Regions from separate parts of the Mus musculus genome. Here region 2 is linked to region 1. The links are chromatin loops, found by intact Hi-C in ENCODE. Cell type or tissue: gastrocnemius. All regions are shown on one strand.

The links. Peaks named below come from ENCODE experiments on the same cell type or tissue, not always from the same donor. Only the 100,000 strongest peaks of a DNase experiment are listed, where the experiment ranks them.
Region 2: it touches region 1 in a loop (1.9-fold over the local background); 17 of 42 quality-filtered maps call a loop at or near these places.

What each region holds. Positions count from the first base shown.
Region 1 is chr12:105,681,562-105,689,561 of GRCm38, reverse strand. It overlaps Atg2b (autophagy related 2B), which reads left to right and starts at 4,321. Exons shown (of 42, transcript NM_029654.4): 1 at 4,321-4,893. The coding sequence starts at 4,732. Gskip (GSK3B interacting protein) reads right to left here and starts at 4,210. Exons shown (of 3, transcript NM_178613.3): 1 at 4,104-4,210. The coding sequence starts at 4,117. In gastrocnemius, no CTCF peak of the experiment used is centred here; a DNase peak (open chromatin) is centred at 4,278; H3K4me3 peaks cover 3,183 bases; H3K27ac peaks cover 3,269 bases.
Region 2 is chr12:105,770,591-105,778,590 of GRCm38, reverse strand. The region is part of intron 16 of Ak7 (adenylate kinase 7); the gene reads right to left. Among named protein-coding and RNA genes, the nearest start is that of Papola, 10 kb to the left of the region's middle. In gastrocnemius, no CTCF peak of the experiment used is centred here; no DNase peak of the experiment used is centred here.

The DNA.
Region 1 (8,000 bases):
GTAGCTCAATGCCTCCTGTGCTCATCTTACACAGAAATCTGGAAAAATTCTCTCAACACGCGCCAGTGGCAGTGTGCAGTGCTCAGTGGGCTCTCCTGAAGTCCAGTCGGGTAGGAACCTCTGTTGGGTGCTCTGGGACCCAGACAAGATGGTCCCCATTCCTTCTATCTCATGTGAAGCTATTGTTAGTGCTGACAGGCCTAGACAGGGTAAACAGAGCAGAGTGTTTAGCAAGTTCAAGAACTATGTTGGGGCCAGGTGCACTGGGGCACCTGCTCATAAACCTAGCACTCAGAGGCACAAGGCACATGGAGAGTTAGAGCCCCATTGCAAGCACTAGATCAACCATAGTGATGAGAATGTATCAAAACAAAACAAAACGTTCCTAGGGATGGGCATATAGCTCAAAGTGTTGAATGTATGCATGAGGTCCCAGGCTTGAGACACACACACACACACACACACACACACACACACACACACACTATAAATTTGTTTTTTAAAAACTAAAAAGAAGCCGGGCGTGGTGGCGCACGCCTTTAATCCCAGCACTAGGGAGGCAGAGGCAGGCGGATTTCTGAGTTCGAGGCCAGCCTGGTCTACAAAGTGAGCTCCAGGACAGCCAGGGCTATACAGAGAAACCCTGTCTCGAAAAACCAAAAAACCCCAAAAAAAAAAAAAAAAAAAAAAAAAAACTAAAAAGAAATTTATTTACTTAATGTATACGGGTGCCTTGCTTGTATGTATGTCTGTTTATCACATATGTTCCTGAAGAGGCCAGAAGAGGGTGTTGGATTCCTGCAGACTCGAGTTACAGACTGTTGTGAAATGTGAATGTTGTGAAATGCCAAATGGAGGCTGAGTCCTGGGTCCTCTAGAAGAGCAGCCAGTGGTTCTTAACCTCTGAGCTATCTCTCTAGCCCCATATTCAGGTTTTGTTGTTCATTTTGATCTCATTATGTAGCCTGGCTAGCCTGGTACTCATGATATAGAACGAGCCAGTCTCTGCCTATGGGGTGCAATGAAGCAAGGTGTGCGGCCTTATTTGTTCTCAAAGTTTACTTTTATTATTTTAAATTATTTGTGTATATGTGTTTGTGTGTGGGTATGTGCATGTAAGTACTGGTGCCCTCTGAATCCAGAGGCCAGAACCTCTGGAACAGGTGTTACAACCATCTGAGCCACCTGACACAGATGCAGCGATGGATTAATCTGGGTTCTTTGGAGATCAGCAAGTACTCTTAACCACTGAGACAGATCTTCAGTCCCCTTGGTCTTCTTTCTTTTTATTATATGTAAGTATACTGTAGTTATCTTCAGACACACCAGAAGAGGGCGTCAGATCTCATTACAGATGGTTGTGAGCCACCATGTGGTTGCTGGGATTTGAACTCAGGACCGTCAGAAGAGGAGTCAGTGCTTTTCTTAACCACTGAGCCATCTCTCCAGTCCCCTAACCCCCTTTTGTCTTGTTTCTTTATTAAGTCTCATTATGTAGCTGAGGGTAGCCTTCCTTGAATGAGCCATCCTCGTGCCTCTGCCTCCCGAAAGCTGGGCCCATCATGCTTGAAAATCCCTTCAAAGGAGAAAGGCAGCTCCAGACCCTAAGAGGTGCACAGGTGCAGTGATGGCCTCTGCTGGGGCGTGGCAGCCTCGACACTGTGCTCCTGTTCTCAATGTACGACTCTTTTTGAAATCATATATATATATATATATTACGTCTATATACGTGTGTGTGTGTGTGTGTGTGTGTGTGTGCACATGCCATGGTGTTCATGCAGAGGTCAGAGGACAACTGGGGGAGCTTGGCTCTCTCCTATCATGTGGGTCCTGGGGAACTGAACTCAGGTTATCAGGCAAGGCAGCAGTGACTTTGTCTGCTGAGCCATGTCATTGGAATGTGGTCTTTTGCTGTTGAGACAGGATCAGGGCAACCCAGCCAGGCTTCAAACCTGATCTGTAACCAGGGATGACCTGGAGCTCTTGATCCTTGCACTTTGACTTCCCACGTGCTGGGATTACAGGTGTGCTCCACCGGCCCCTCCCAGCTAAGTCTTCAATACAATCAACACGATCACAATGGACTGTGGGAATTCCTGTTTAGGATTATTATTTTGACTCAACGTCCTTGGTTTCTGGGATATACCAAGCTGCCACTGGGAATTCCTTTATAATTTTTACAAAGTTGACTGTACTTGGTTGGGTAATTATCTTCATCTTATTCAATTAATGCTAAGGTGCCAGCATTCTGCATTAGGAACCCGCCTTTTATAAACATTAAAAGAGCCCTGTGACTTGGGAGTTTGAATCCCACTTCCGCTAAAGGTGTGATGACAGTTCTCAACTCTTAACTATGCTAAATTTCTCCTAGAAAGTATAAGTGTTCAAGGCAACACCCTTAACACTTTTGGTGCAGTACGCTTGCTTTGTGGGAGTCTCACTTTCTTCCTTCGGTATCTGGAGATGCAGGCATCCTCTGGACAGCTTGTGCTATTTTATACTGTGTTCAGGAAACCATATCAAGCAGTCACCAAACAGAGCCTAAAGTCCAGTTCAAACCTCCTAAAGCCTGATACACAAGGTCCTGCTGGGACTTCCCACCCAGCTCTGTTTATAGTACAGAGAGTACTGTCATTATTTACTTGTAAGGTTCAGAGTCTCTTTGAGCCAGGGTCTCCCCATGTAGACCAGGCTGGCCTTCAACTTAAGGAGAGAGCCATCTGCATCTGTTTCTCTAGTGCTGGGATAAAACTGTGTACCTGATGCCGGGTAAGCATGTCTTATTAGTGTCAAAATATGCCTAGACCCAACCGGTTCTAGTCTTCAGGGCTTTCCTCCAGGCCAAACCACAGAATTTGGATTACTGCTCTGTCCTTCAGCACTGCCCTGGCTGTTTTCACCTTTGGTCTTCTAAGCCCAACATTCCACTATTAGCAACACTGTAGTTAGCAGTCTTAGGCCAGATTATGTAGCATTTCTTTTTATTTCACCCAGAGCAAAAGTTCCATCATTCCTTGCGATGGCTACACTCCTTCCTGTCTTCCCTCCTCAAATTCCTGGTACTTACCAAGCATTACGCATGTGGTAAGCCTTGCAGGTGGTGTTCTTATCTGAAAAATAACTCAGACGTTCATGTATCTTTCTACCTCCAAGTCTCCAACTAAAATATCATCTTTTAAAAATAAGAGGCCCTTTCTTACAAAGCACATAAAGACTCCGAATGGTGTGTGGTGGTGCAAGCCTGACATTTCAGCATTTGGGAGACCCTAATTTCTAGGGCAGTCTGGGCCACATAAGTTCAAAGTCAACCTCAACTACCTACCCAGTGAGAGACTGTCTCAAAACCCAATCCAACTAAACCAAAAGAACCCATTTTGAGGATGCCCCATTCACGGGCCAGAATTCCTTAATTCGGTCTCCTCAATCCAGGACTCGGTTTAGGTTCCTTCCCGGCACACGTCATTTCATTTGCCTCAATTTTCGAGTTTATGATATTAATCTGCTCACACCTGGCTGAGGTGGCAATGTAGGCTCAGAGAGGGTAGCATAGGTTCAAGGTGGCCCAGTGTCAAGTGTCAGGAATCTAACCCAGGACAGCAGACTTCCGGGCCTTTAGGGGCTGCCCTCCTAAGGAGCCAGCTGCGCCTCTTCACAGACTGTCTCCCTAAAAGATAAAAATCGGGCTGCGCAGAGCCTGCGGAGAGCACAAAGTCTTCCAGGAGGCAGCAGCCCCTCAGCGGGTCGGGAAGCGCCAGGATTTAACAGAGGAAACCGTACTGCCCGCAATCGCCCCGATCCCAAGTTTCCTGGTCGTCGGCGTGGCGCTCTGCAAACGGCAAACTACTAGATGCTTTGCAAACAAAGCCGGCAAGGGGGTGGGGGGGGGGGCAACCTGATGACAATAGGCATCGGTCAGAACCCGGACAGAAACGCCGGGTCTCCAGTCCTCGCCCTGCATCCCCGCATCACTTCCCGCAGGACAGCCCAGGCCGGACCCGCCCCCAGACCTCCGTCAGCCCTAGTCCGGGCGTCCGCCGGCGCCCACCACCCGGCCGCGACTGCAAGGTGAGGCTCCACGGGCCGCAGCCAGCCCGCCCACTCACCTGCGAGCGCCCATGTTCTTATCCTTCCTCGTCCGGAGACTGCTGGGGCCAGGATCGCGGCGCCGGCACCACCCCCGCCCCCGCAGTTGCCCCGCCCATTCACCACCGGAAATGCTCCGGCCCGGACTCTTTTTTTCCTGCCTTTCCAGCCCCGCAATATGGCGTCACTTCCGCTTGTGCCCGTTGCTCGAGTACGTGCCGGGAGTCTGGGTCTCGCGAACGCGCCAGGAGCGTGTCTCAGGCGGGAGCGCGCCCAGTAGATGACAACAAATTAGTCGCGCCGCGTCGGAGTCTTGTCTCGCCTCAGCCGCCAGCCCTCTCTGTCTGTCCCTCTGTCTCCCTACCGACGGAGCGCTTCGGAAGCTCCCGGCTTGGGGCGCCCGGTTCTGCTCAGCGCCCAGTCCCCGCCGGGCCTAGTGCGAGCGTCGCGACGCGGGCCATGGGGTTGCCCTGAGGGACGGCGGCGCCGAACCGACATGCAGCGGCCACCGCGAACCTAGATCCCCACCGCGGCTTGGGGACGCCGCCGGGCCGACCCTGAGGCGCTGCCGCTGCCTGGAGCCCAGGTCGGATCCCCCGAGTCGCCGCCGCGTGCAGCCCCGGCTCCCTCGAGCCGCCAGCCCTCACCATGCCTTGGCCATTTTCAGAATCCATCAAGAAGAGGGCCTGTCGCTACCTCCTACAGAGGTACCTGGGCCACTTCCTGCAGGAGAAGCTGAGCCTGGAGCAGCTGAGCCTGGATCTGTACCAGGGCACCGGGTCCCTTGCCCAGGTCCCCTTGGACAAATGGGTAAGCTGCTGTCAGCCAGCAGGGGTAGGAACTGGCTCTCCCCAGGGCGAGACCTGAGCGACTGTCATCCAGCATCGGGCACGTTCGGTTCTCCTTTGGGAATTGTTTAGATTCAAGTGTGGCCCGGCTCAGGGAAGTGTGTAAAGTGTAGCAAGTTTGCGCTCCTAGATCACGTGCTCCGGCTTAAACGGTGTAATGGAGGCACACACGGGGCGAAACAATCGAGTCATTGGTTGGGGGGGGGGGGGGGCGCTTGTGAGGCAGGCCCAGGAAAGTACGTGGCCACCCTTGCCTCTTGGGCTGCGAGTGTCTGCGGTGTTCCTAGGCAAACAAACCCTATTTCTGTGGATGACGTTAAGAAAAATTAAAGATGAAGAGGAGGTGACAGAAATCCCCAGTTATTTATTTTGGTCTGGATGCTGGTATATTTGCGTTTGCTGGGTTGGTTGTCTTCATTCACTGAAAGAAAGTTAGGCGAAGGCCCCTCTTGCCAGTTTGCCTGCTCTGCTTGCGTGAGGTTGTGAATGGCCCCAGTAGTGCTGTTTAGATTTGCCCTTTTGCTTCACGTGATAGATCGACAGGTCGTAAACGCAAATGTTGCAAAAGCTCGGGAGCCGAAGCCGCAGCGTCAGCCTTTTTTTAAAGAACCTGTTTCCTCCTAGAGGCTGTGAGTTGACTTCACCTGAACTTTGAGTATATTCAGTTCGCCAGAAGCAGTTGTATTTGCATCAGTGGGCTAAAATGCCTACTATTTTACTTAAGGCCTTGGGTTTGTCGAGTCTACTCTTTTTTCGAAAAGCTTAAATTATGGAAATTCCTTGACAACTTGTATTAAGAGGTATGACACAAGGTAATTGTAACGAAACTAGGTGACTTAAACCAGAGAGCACACACAAGTTAGTTTAGACAGCTCTAGTTTGAGTAACAGAAAGACCTGCCTTATACCAAAATAGTCCTAGGCTTTCACAGTCTGCCGAAAGACAGGTATAGTAGTTAACCCAAGTTCAGTTATCATAAAAGGACAGTAGAGTCCATGCCTCGGGAGAGCTGCTGTTCTTTCCTATCAGCAAACGGGATTTTTTTTTTTTTTTTTTTTTTTTTTTGGCCAGGTTTATTATGTAGTCCTAGCTGCCCAGACACTTGTCGTGTAGCCCAGGGTAGCCTGGAACTCATGACAAAGCTCTCACCTTAGCCTCTCCAGTACAGTTTGAATGGGCTACATTTTTCTTTTCTGTGGCCAAACTGTCTTATTCCGAGGCTGGAAAATGGGCAGGGGCTGAAGAGATCAAGAGGACCTGACATCCTCAGGGTAGATGTTTTTGGTGTCTCGTCACTGCTGAAAGCTGACTAAGGAGTCTTGAGGGTGGGAATGTTGATGGATGCTTTGGTGTGCAGTGCAGTACTCTTTGAAGAGACACCGAAACTAGCAGGTGGACATTATTATTTGTTTTATAAATGGCATTTAATACTTTGTCCTGTGCCACAGTTACAAGTATTACAGCAAGAATCCAAATTCGACGCCAAGTGCAGGCTTGCTTGCTTTTGTGTTTTTTGTTTTTGTTTGTTTGTTTGTTTTTGAGACAGGGTTTCTCTGTGTAGCCCTGGCTGTCCTGGAACTCACTCTGTAGATCAGGCTGGCCTTGAACTCAGAGATCCGCAGGCCTGTGCCTCCCAAGTGCTGGGATTAAAGGCGTGCTGCGCAGACTTGCTTTCTTAGGGAACATAGTATAAGAGCACACTTGAGAAAGCTCTCAGGGACTCCTGAGCAAGCGGTTTGATTAGCTGTTTTCTAGAAGTCAGGGTTTCTATTCCTGCTTAAACATCATGACCAAGAAGCAGTTGGGGAGGAAAGGGTTTATTCAGCTTACACTTCCATGTTGCTGTTCATCACCAAAGGAAGTCAGGGCTGGAACTCAAGCAGGTCAGGAAGTAGGAGCTGATGCAGAGGCCATGGAGGGATGTTTCTTACTAGCTTGCTTCCCCTGGTTTGTTCTGCTTGCTTTCTTATAGAACCCAGGACTACCAGCCCAGGGATGGTCCCACCCACAATGGCCCTTCTCACCCTTGATCGATCACTAATTGAGAAAATGCCTTATAGCTAGATCTCATGGAGGCATTTCCTTAACTGAAACTCCTATTTCTGTGATAACTCCAGCCTGTGTCCAGTTGACACATAAAACCAGCCAGTTCAGGTGTTATTCCAGGCTTTTTCATTTGTGTGGTTTTTAGACACAGGAAATTAGAAATGAGGCCATCTGAGGTTCATGGCTTGACTACAAGTCCCCTGGTAACATGAGTTGTGGATAGGCTTAACTGGAAGGTTGTTTTGTTTTCCTGAAGAGCGCTCGCTGTCAGCCCAAGTGATAACAGCAAAGCTTCCAAAAGCCTTTGGTGCTCTACCTTACTGTGCTTAGCGAAGGCTGGGGCAAATCAGAGCGGGGAAAGCAGATGCCGCTGTGCAGTCAGCTTCAGAACTCAGTTACTTTGGATACTTGATTTTAATGACTTTCAGGACTGAAAGAAAAAAAAAAAAAGACCCTTACACCCTTATAGATTCCTACAAGCTAAAGGGGACTTAAGTGAATGACATTTTTAACATTTCAATTCTTTAAAAAATTATTCTTCTGTAGCTTGATTTTATTATTTTGTGAGTTCTTTTTTCCACCCTTTCAGCCCCCTAACACTAGATAAGAGAGAAAAAAGGATAGAGAGGAAAGGAAAGAGATCCCTGAATAAAGTCAGGGATCAGAAACGGGGAGATGTTATTGTGAGACTACTTCCTGCTGATTAGGGGTGCTGAGTTCCTTGGGGCAAGTTTGATCTTCATTGTGAGGATATCTAATTTCTTTTTCTTCTTTGCTCATGGCTACTTAACAAAGTGAGACCAACACCAACCAACCAACACCAACCCACTCCACCTCTCAGGGACCTAGCTTTTATATCCTCTCTAGAAAGTTCCCAGCATTCCAAATGTCACACTGTTGCAGAAAGTATCGGCAGCTGGCAAAATCACACCTGCCAGAGCATGAGGCAGATCATAGTTAGCTGCTGTGGACAGTCTGAAGCAGCCCCATATCCTTCATCCGGGATTAAATTGAAAGCATATT
Region 2 (8,000 bases), 89 kb before region 1:
GTGTGTGTGTGTGTGTGTGTGTGTGTGTGTGTGTGTGTGTGTGTGCTGGCCAGAGGACAGTCTCAGATGTCATCCTTAAGAACACTGTCCACCTACTTTGAGACAGGGACTGGGGCTCACCAATCAGGGTAGACCGGCTGACTATCAAGTCCCAGAGACCCTCTTGATTCCGCCTCACCGGAACTGGGATTCCAAGAACAGGACACCATGCCTGGTAGTTTGAAACAGATTCCGGGTAGCAGCAGTGAGGCTAGAGCTACACAGCTTTCATACTGTCATCCTCAGGGGCACGAGGAGTTCCCTTAAGAAAAGGGATTTTTATTTTTAGGTACGTGTATGGTGTGTGTGTATGTGTGTGTGTGGGGGGGGGGTGAGTGTATGCCATGTAAGTGCAGGTACCGAAAAAGACCAGAACCGGGCTCTGGATCTCCAGAACTGGAGTTAAGTATGGTTACCAGCTCTTGTCCTGGGTGCTAGAAACCAAACCCAAGGCCTCTGGAAGAGCAGGGAGTGATTTCAACTGCTTAGCCACCTCTCCAACTCCAGCTCCAGCCCCTCATTTTTTAGTCTTTTAGGGACCTTGACTAAGGCCAAACCAGGAACCCTGGCTTTGACACAGGAAAGGATTTCAGGCCTAATCAGCCATTACTGGAGGTTTTATCAAAGGCATCCAAAAAGGCCTCAAGCAGGAGAGTTTTGAAAAAATCGGAGAGCTAAGGAAGAGCATGCCCAAGTGTGGGTGTAAGCTTATCAAGAAAGTAAGCCATGCTCAAGTATCGCACAGGTTCCTCAAAGGAAAGCCACAGTGAGTTGTAGTAGCATTGGCTATGTGCAGCAGTTATCTGGCTCTTGAGTTATAGCTCAAAAGGTTGGTATAAAAACATTCTCTGTCCGGGCGTGGTGGTGCACACCTTTAATCCCAGCACTTGGGAGGCAGAAGCAGGCAGACTTCTGAGTTCCAGGCCAGCCTGGTCTACAAAGTGAGTTCCAGGACAGCCAGGGCTATACAGAGAAACCCTGTCTCGAAAAACAAAAAACAAAAAAAGTTCTCTGTTTCCTCTCTCTTTTGATGAGTGAAATTACAGGATAGCTCTCCGGGTGCCTTAGATGGAGATTATAACCCAATAAAGGTGAAACCAGAGGCCACGAGGATTGCACAAGGGGCGCTCCGTCCATTCTTTCCCCTCCGTTTGGGGTTTCCGGGGAGATTCCTAGAAAATGGTAGGTTTGTAACTGGGAGAGGAGACAGGCAGCTGTGACCTGTCCTGGAGCCTTCCTTTCCTTGCTGGTGACAGCCAGCCTCCTAGTGAGTGACTCTTCTTCCTTCTCATTTCTCCAAGCCTTCCCCTGTCTTTCTGCTCAGCTGACCTCCTGCTTCCAACACAAGCATTTCACAGGCTAAGTGTCCCCAGACCCCTATACCCCACAACGGGCTTCTTCACATTGTCTTCTTCTAATTTTTTATTTGTTGTGCTCTTGAGAGAGGGTCTCATGTAGCCCAGGTTGGTCTCAGACTTGCTTCTAGTGGAAGTAGATGATTCTCCTGCCTCTCCCACACACGTGTTGGGATTGCATTTGTACAGAGCACCATGCCTGGATTTCTCAATGTGGTCCTGAGTTCTGTTTTCAAGTATTTTGTGGAGATTTTTTTTTTCATATAGAAAATAAGTGTTTTTTTTTTTTTTTAATTCTGTCTCCATCTGATTTTAGTATCACAGTAATATTGGCTTTGTAGAATGAGTTTGGTAGAGTTTCTTCCCACACTAGTTAATGGACCAAGTTGAGACATATTCAAGTTTGGTAGTGGGCTAGTGAGGTGGCTCAGTAGGTAAGAGTGCTTGTTGCAAAAGCCAAACAGGAGTCAAAACATCCCAGATTCCACATAAAACGTCTGGCCTGGGGGCTGGAGAGATGTCTCAGCGGTTAAGAGCACTGCCTACTGTCCCAGAGGACCCAGGTACGATTCCCAGCACCCACACAGCAGCTTACAAACCTCTGTTAACCCCAGTTCCAGGGGATCCAATTGCCCTCTTTTGGCCTCTGTGAACACCAGTCCCACACAAGGTACATAGACATGCATGTAGGCACAGTTGCATGTGTGCTATAACCCCAGAGCTGGGGGTGACAGGGTGCAGAGAGACACGAGAAACGCCACCGTTTGCTGAAATAGGTTCAGCTTAACTTCCGTTTCCATGAGAAACTGTCTCAAGAAAATAAAGTGGCGAGTGCTAAGCTGGACACCTTACAAACACCTCTGGCCTCAGAATGGTCACACATGTACACACACACACACACACACACACACACACACACACACACACACACATGTACACACACGGGGAGGTTGGTAGGATTCAGCAGCAAATCCACACGGATTTTCGGTCTTTTTGTGGGAGATTTTAGTTACTGCTTCAGTACCACTAACCGTTTGGATTATTTATAACTTCTAGATTTAATTTTGATAAGTCATAGGAATTTTGAGATTTATCTGTTTATTCTAGGGTTTACAGGTTTGGGGAACATACATTTTCAAGAGTCCCTCGTGTGTGTCCAGTTTCATGGGGGTTAGTGAGCACAATTCCCTTTTTATCTCCGATATTATCAGTTTGAGTTAATGCTATTTATTCATCCATCTATCTATCTATCTATCTATCTATCTATCTATCTATCTATCTATCTATCTATCCATCCATCCATCCATCCATCCATCCATCCATCCATCCATCCATCTATCTATCTATCTATCTATCTATCTATCTATCTATCTATCTATTTAATGACGTGATTTGAGCCAGGGTTTCTCTGTGTTGCCCTGGCTGTCCTGGATCTAGCTCTGTAGACCAGGCTGGCCTTGAACTCAGAGACCCATCTACCTCTGCCTCCCGAGTGCTGGGATTAAAGGCGAGTGCCGCCATTGCCAGGCTGGGTTGCCTATCTCAATGTTTTCAAGGCCGGCTTTGTTTGATTAATCCTGTCTCTGTGGAAACTGTTCTTCTATGCTCTGGTCCCTCCACTTCTGCCCTGAGCTTTCTTTGTTGCCATCTATGAGGCTTGAGTCGGTGTGTTGCTTCTGCCGAACTCTGTGGTGCCTGCCTCCTTAGGACATTCATCTGTAATCTTGCCTTTTTGTTGGTGGTGGTGATTCGGGTTTGTTTGTTTGGTTGGTCGGTTTGTTTTGTTTTTTGGGTTTTTTAAATCTTAATTTTTTTTATTTTTTTATTTTTTATTTTTTCTGAGTCAGGATTTCTCTGGCTGTCCAGAGAGAGGAACTTGCTGTGTAGACCAGGCTGGCCTTATGCAACTCCAGCTAGCCTGGAACTCTATACCCCACGATATAGACTACGATAGCCTTGAACCTATGGAAATGTGCCTTCTGAGTGCTGTCCTTAAGAGCAAGGTGCCACCATGCCTGAACGTCCAATGTTTTATTTGTGTGTTTGCTGTGTAATTGCTCTGTTTTAAATGTGACAGTTACAGCCCTCCCTCCCAGGACTGCCTGGCCTGTGTCCCAGAGATTCCGGGAGGTTCTGCCTCATTTTCATTTGCCTGCAGGCATTTCCTAATTTCCTCCCTGAACTCCTCAGTGACCCACCATTCATTCAAAACTGTCTCCTACAAGTCTCCACTCACGTATGTAGTTTCTGAGGTTTCTCCAGCTTATGTTTTCTGACCAGAACTCCATCGTGGTCTGACGAGAAGAGTTCTTTGAAATTTTTGCATTTGTTAAGGCGTGCTGTGTAGAGAAATTTCACATGCTGCTAAGGACAATGTGTACTCCCCACCTGTTGGATGGACTATTCTGTAGATACATGCTAAATCTTGCTGATCTGCGGTACAGTTTAGCAGTCTTGTTTTCTTTGTGAGGTTATGTTTGGAAGACTTATCTAAATGTGAGCCTGGGGTATTGAAGTCTCTCACTACTATTGTATCAGGACCTACAGTGACTGCTAGGCCTTTTCAAGTCTGTTTTATAAAAATTTTACAATTGTCACATCTTCTGGATGAATTGTTCCCAGTTTTAGTATGCAGTGTCCCTCTTTGTCTCTTCTGTCTGGTTTTGGTCTGAAGGCTACTTTATGAGGTATAAGAGTCATTGTGCCAAGCCAGGCAGTGGTGGTACATGTCTTTAATCCCAGCACTTGGGAGGCAGAGGAAAGTGGAGCTCTGAGTTTGAGGCCAGCCTGGTCCACAGAGCTAGTTCCAGGACAGCTAGAGCCATATAAAACATCATCAACAACAACAAACAAACAAAAATTACTGTGCCAACCTGTTTTACAGATTTCATTTTCCTGCTAGATTGATTTCCACCCTTGGATACTAAGTTTTATTTGGTTTTAAAATCTTTTACATTATATTCCTTGTGTGGGTGTATGTGTGTGTCTCTGTGTGTGGATGCGCCTCTCTCTCTGATGTGTGTGTGATGTATATGTGTGTGTGATGTATATATATGTGTGTGTGTGTGTGTGTGTCTGGTACATGTATGCCATGGTATATTTGTAGAGGTCAGAGGTCTACTTGTGAGAGTCTTTTTCTCCCTTACCACGTGGGTGGGTCTCAGGCCTACCAGCAAGCACCTTTAACCCCCTGAGCCCATCCCCCAGCTCCACTCTCAGCTTGGGGTCCACTTGCTAGCTAAGTGAGTTTCTTGAAGTCAACAGGTAATTGGATCCTGGTTTCAATCCAGCCGCTTAACCTGCACACACCCTCTCTTGGTGAGTTGAGTCCATTTGAACTTGATTCTTTGTGAGAGAGGTTTGCTGCTTCCGGCCATCTATCGGGTCAGCTGATTGACTGGTCTTCACTGGCATTCTTCCTCCTGTCTATGTGGGCTACATAAACTAACTCTTTCATCGTCACAAAACCTCCATGAAACAGGTAACACCTTTCTCTTCATTTTCAAGGTGGGGACTATGAGATACCAAGGGGAACAGAAGTGGGGTCCTGTAGAGAAGGGAACAGGATTTGAGCTCTAGCAGCAAAATCACGAGACGAATAAAAGCAATTTGAGTTTCTGTTATACAACGTTTATGGTAGGAGACCCCAAGAACCAAGGGAAAGAAAAACAGGAAACAGGCATGTGGGCAGGTCCCTGTCCTTGAGTGTATGTACAACTTAATTGCGTCTTTGGCAACCCTAATCCCCCCCTTCCCATAGGAACTTTTAATGTTTTAGCTTCACTAATATTTTAAAGTACCCGGTCAGAATATAAGGCACCCTATATGAGAGACAAAGAAGCCAAGAAAATAGAAAAGGCATGATATCAGTCTCGCTGGCTTTGAAGAAAAATTTCCAGAGATGGTGCTAGTGAAAGAAAATAAAACTTGAGACCTGTGATTCATGTAATTTATGTCAAATAGCCCAAAGAGTTGTTTGTGAGCTTTGAAACCTGGGGCTGAGAACATAGCAGAACAGGCCAGGACATGCCTGGGCAGGCCCATCGTTAAGACATTCCTGAGGCTGCTTGGCCATAAAGATAAAGAGAATGTCTGGGCTGGCCCGGTGCCTCCCTATCTCCCGCCCTTCTGACCTAAGTTAAATGTTATCTGCATGTATAGTCTGCTGATGTTTAAATGGACCAATCATGTGAAACCGAGCCAATTCCTCCCTGCTGATGTTTAAATGAACCAATCATGTGAAACCGGGCCAATACCTCCCCCAGCCCCAGCCCCTTTTCTATAAAAAACCCTAGCTTCTAAGCCTCGTGGTCGAATCCACTGTCTCCTGAGTGAGATACACTTCGACCCGGAGCTCTGCCATTAAACTACCTCCTGTTTTTACATCAAGGCGTTCTGTTCTGTTCTGTTCGTGATTCTTGGGTGCACACTGAATAGGGAATTGAGTGGGGGTTTCCCCACTAGGTTCTTTCACTAGTACTCAGAAAACCATGTCCTATTAAAGAGACTTGGGGTCCCATTTGCACATTCAGACCTCCTACAATTTGCTTTTGGAAGTTCTAATAAAATAGTAAAAGAAAGCCAGGCGTGGTGGAACACGCCTTTAATCCCAGCACTTGGGAGGCAGAGGCAGGCGGATTTCTGAGTTCGAGGCCAGCCTGGTCTACAAAGTGAGTTCCAGGACAGCCAGGGCTATACAGAGAAACCCTGTCTCGAAAAACCAAAAAAAAAAAAAAAAAAAAAAAAAAAAAGGCACTGTGCAGACACCCACATGACATGAATGGGAAAATGCATGACATGAGAGGGAAAAATCCTTACTTTCTGAATGAGCATAGACAGAGCTGTCAGAAAAATGGATAAAGTCAGACTAACCTCTGCTTACAGTCTTGATGTGAATAAGCAAAGCAGAGAATGTGGAATTGGCGAGAAAGCAGGGACTCAGTTGCTGGTAGAGGATGTGTGGGCCAGCTTACATTTGTGATGGTTTGAGAAGCTGTCCCCCATAGTCCTGGGTGTTTGATACTTGATCCCTCCTTGATGGCGCTGCCTGGGAGGTTTAAGAGGTGTACCCTTACTAGAAGTAGTAAAGACTAACTTCACTTTGGGTTTGCTCTCTGGGCTTCCTGTTTGCAGTTTGGAAGGTTGAGGCCTTGGCTCTCAGCTTCCAGCTCCAGCTGCTGTTAGTCACTTGATACCATGCTGTCTCTGCCATTGAGGACCCTAGCTAGGCTGGCTGGTTTTATGCCAGCTTGACATGAGTTATAATCATTTTTAGGAGCAGGGAACATCAATTGAGAAGATGACAGACCAACAGACAGACAGACAGACCTGTGTTACGGTTTCCTCATCGATGATGGATGTGAGAGGACCTAGCACGTTTTGGGCAGTGCCACCCCAGGCAGGTGGTTCCGGGAGCTATGTAGAAAGCAGGTTGAACAAGCCATAGGCCAGTGAGTAGCACCCTCCATGGTCTCTGCATCAGTCCCTGCCTCCCAGTGCCTGTCTTGAGTTCCTTCCATGATAGACTGTGACATGGAACTATAGGCGTGAAACAAACTTTACTCCCAAAGTCATGGGGTCTTATCACAGCAATATAAACCCCAAATAAGACACTGCCCCTCTGGAACCATGAGCCTAAATAAAGGTTTCCTTCTGTAAGTTATCTTGCCCAAGGTGGTTCATCGAAGTGATGGAGAAGTAACCAAGGCAGCCTTGCATACATAGAAAGAGGCAGTTTAGACATAGTATTAATACTTCAACAACCATGTCTAGTCTGACTCAGCAAACTTTAGGCAAACTTATTACTCAGTCCCTCAAAGTCATGGAGGACAGGTGGGGCAATAGAGGAACCAGGGCGCCCTCATATCCAGAGCTATAAAGACACACTCACACCCTATAATGTAGGAAGGAATTTTCACATGCCTGTTACTAATGGCTGTAACTGTTCTAGTTCTGTAAAGAGAACACCATGATCAACACAGCTCTCAGAAAAGCAAGTACTTAATTGGGGGCTTGCTTACAGTTCCAGAGGGTTAGTCCATGACCACCACTGTGGCATGCAGACAGGCATGGCGCTGGAGCAGTAGCTGAGAGCCTCACACCATGGTCTACAAGCAGCAGGCACAGAGTAAGACACTGGGCCTGGCATGAACTTTTGAAACCTCAGAGCCCACCCCCAGCAACACACTTCCTCCAGCAAGTACATACCTACTCAGACAAGGCCACACCTCTTCATCTTCCCCAGTTTATCAAGTGGGGACAAGGCATACAAATGTTTGAGCCTGTGGGGGCCAGCCACATTCAAACCACCATAAGCACAGAGGCACTATCAATGTTCGGTCGGTCCTGAGTTGAGCATCTCCTGCTCCCAGCCCTGATGGCTGTGTCAGAGCACAGGGTTAACACCGGCAACCACTAACTAGACTCTGGACTTCGACAGATCTGAGCCAAAACATCTCTAGAATGAGCAAAGAGCGCAAGGCCTGGGGATGAGAGAGGCACAGACCGTGTGCGTCTCAGGAACATGGCTGGCTGTCCTAGCAGCAAGAGAGTGCTTTTGTTCTCCTTGTTCTGTATCATTTGCTGGCTGAACAATGGCACGTCAGG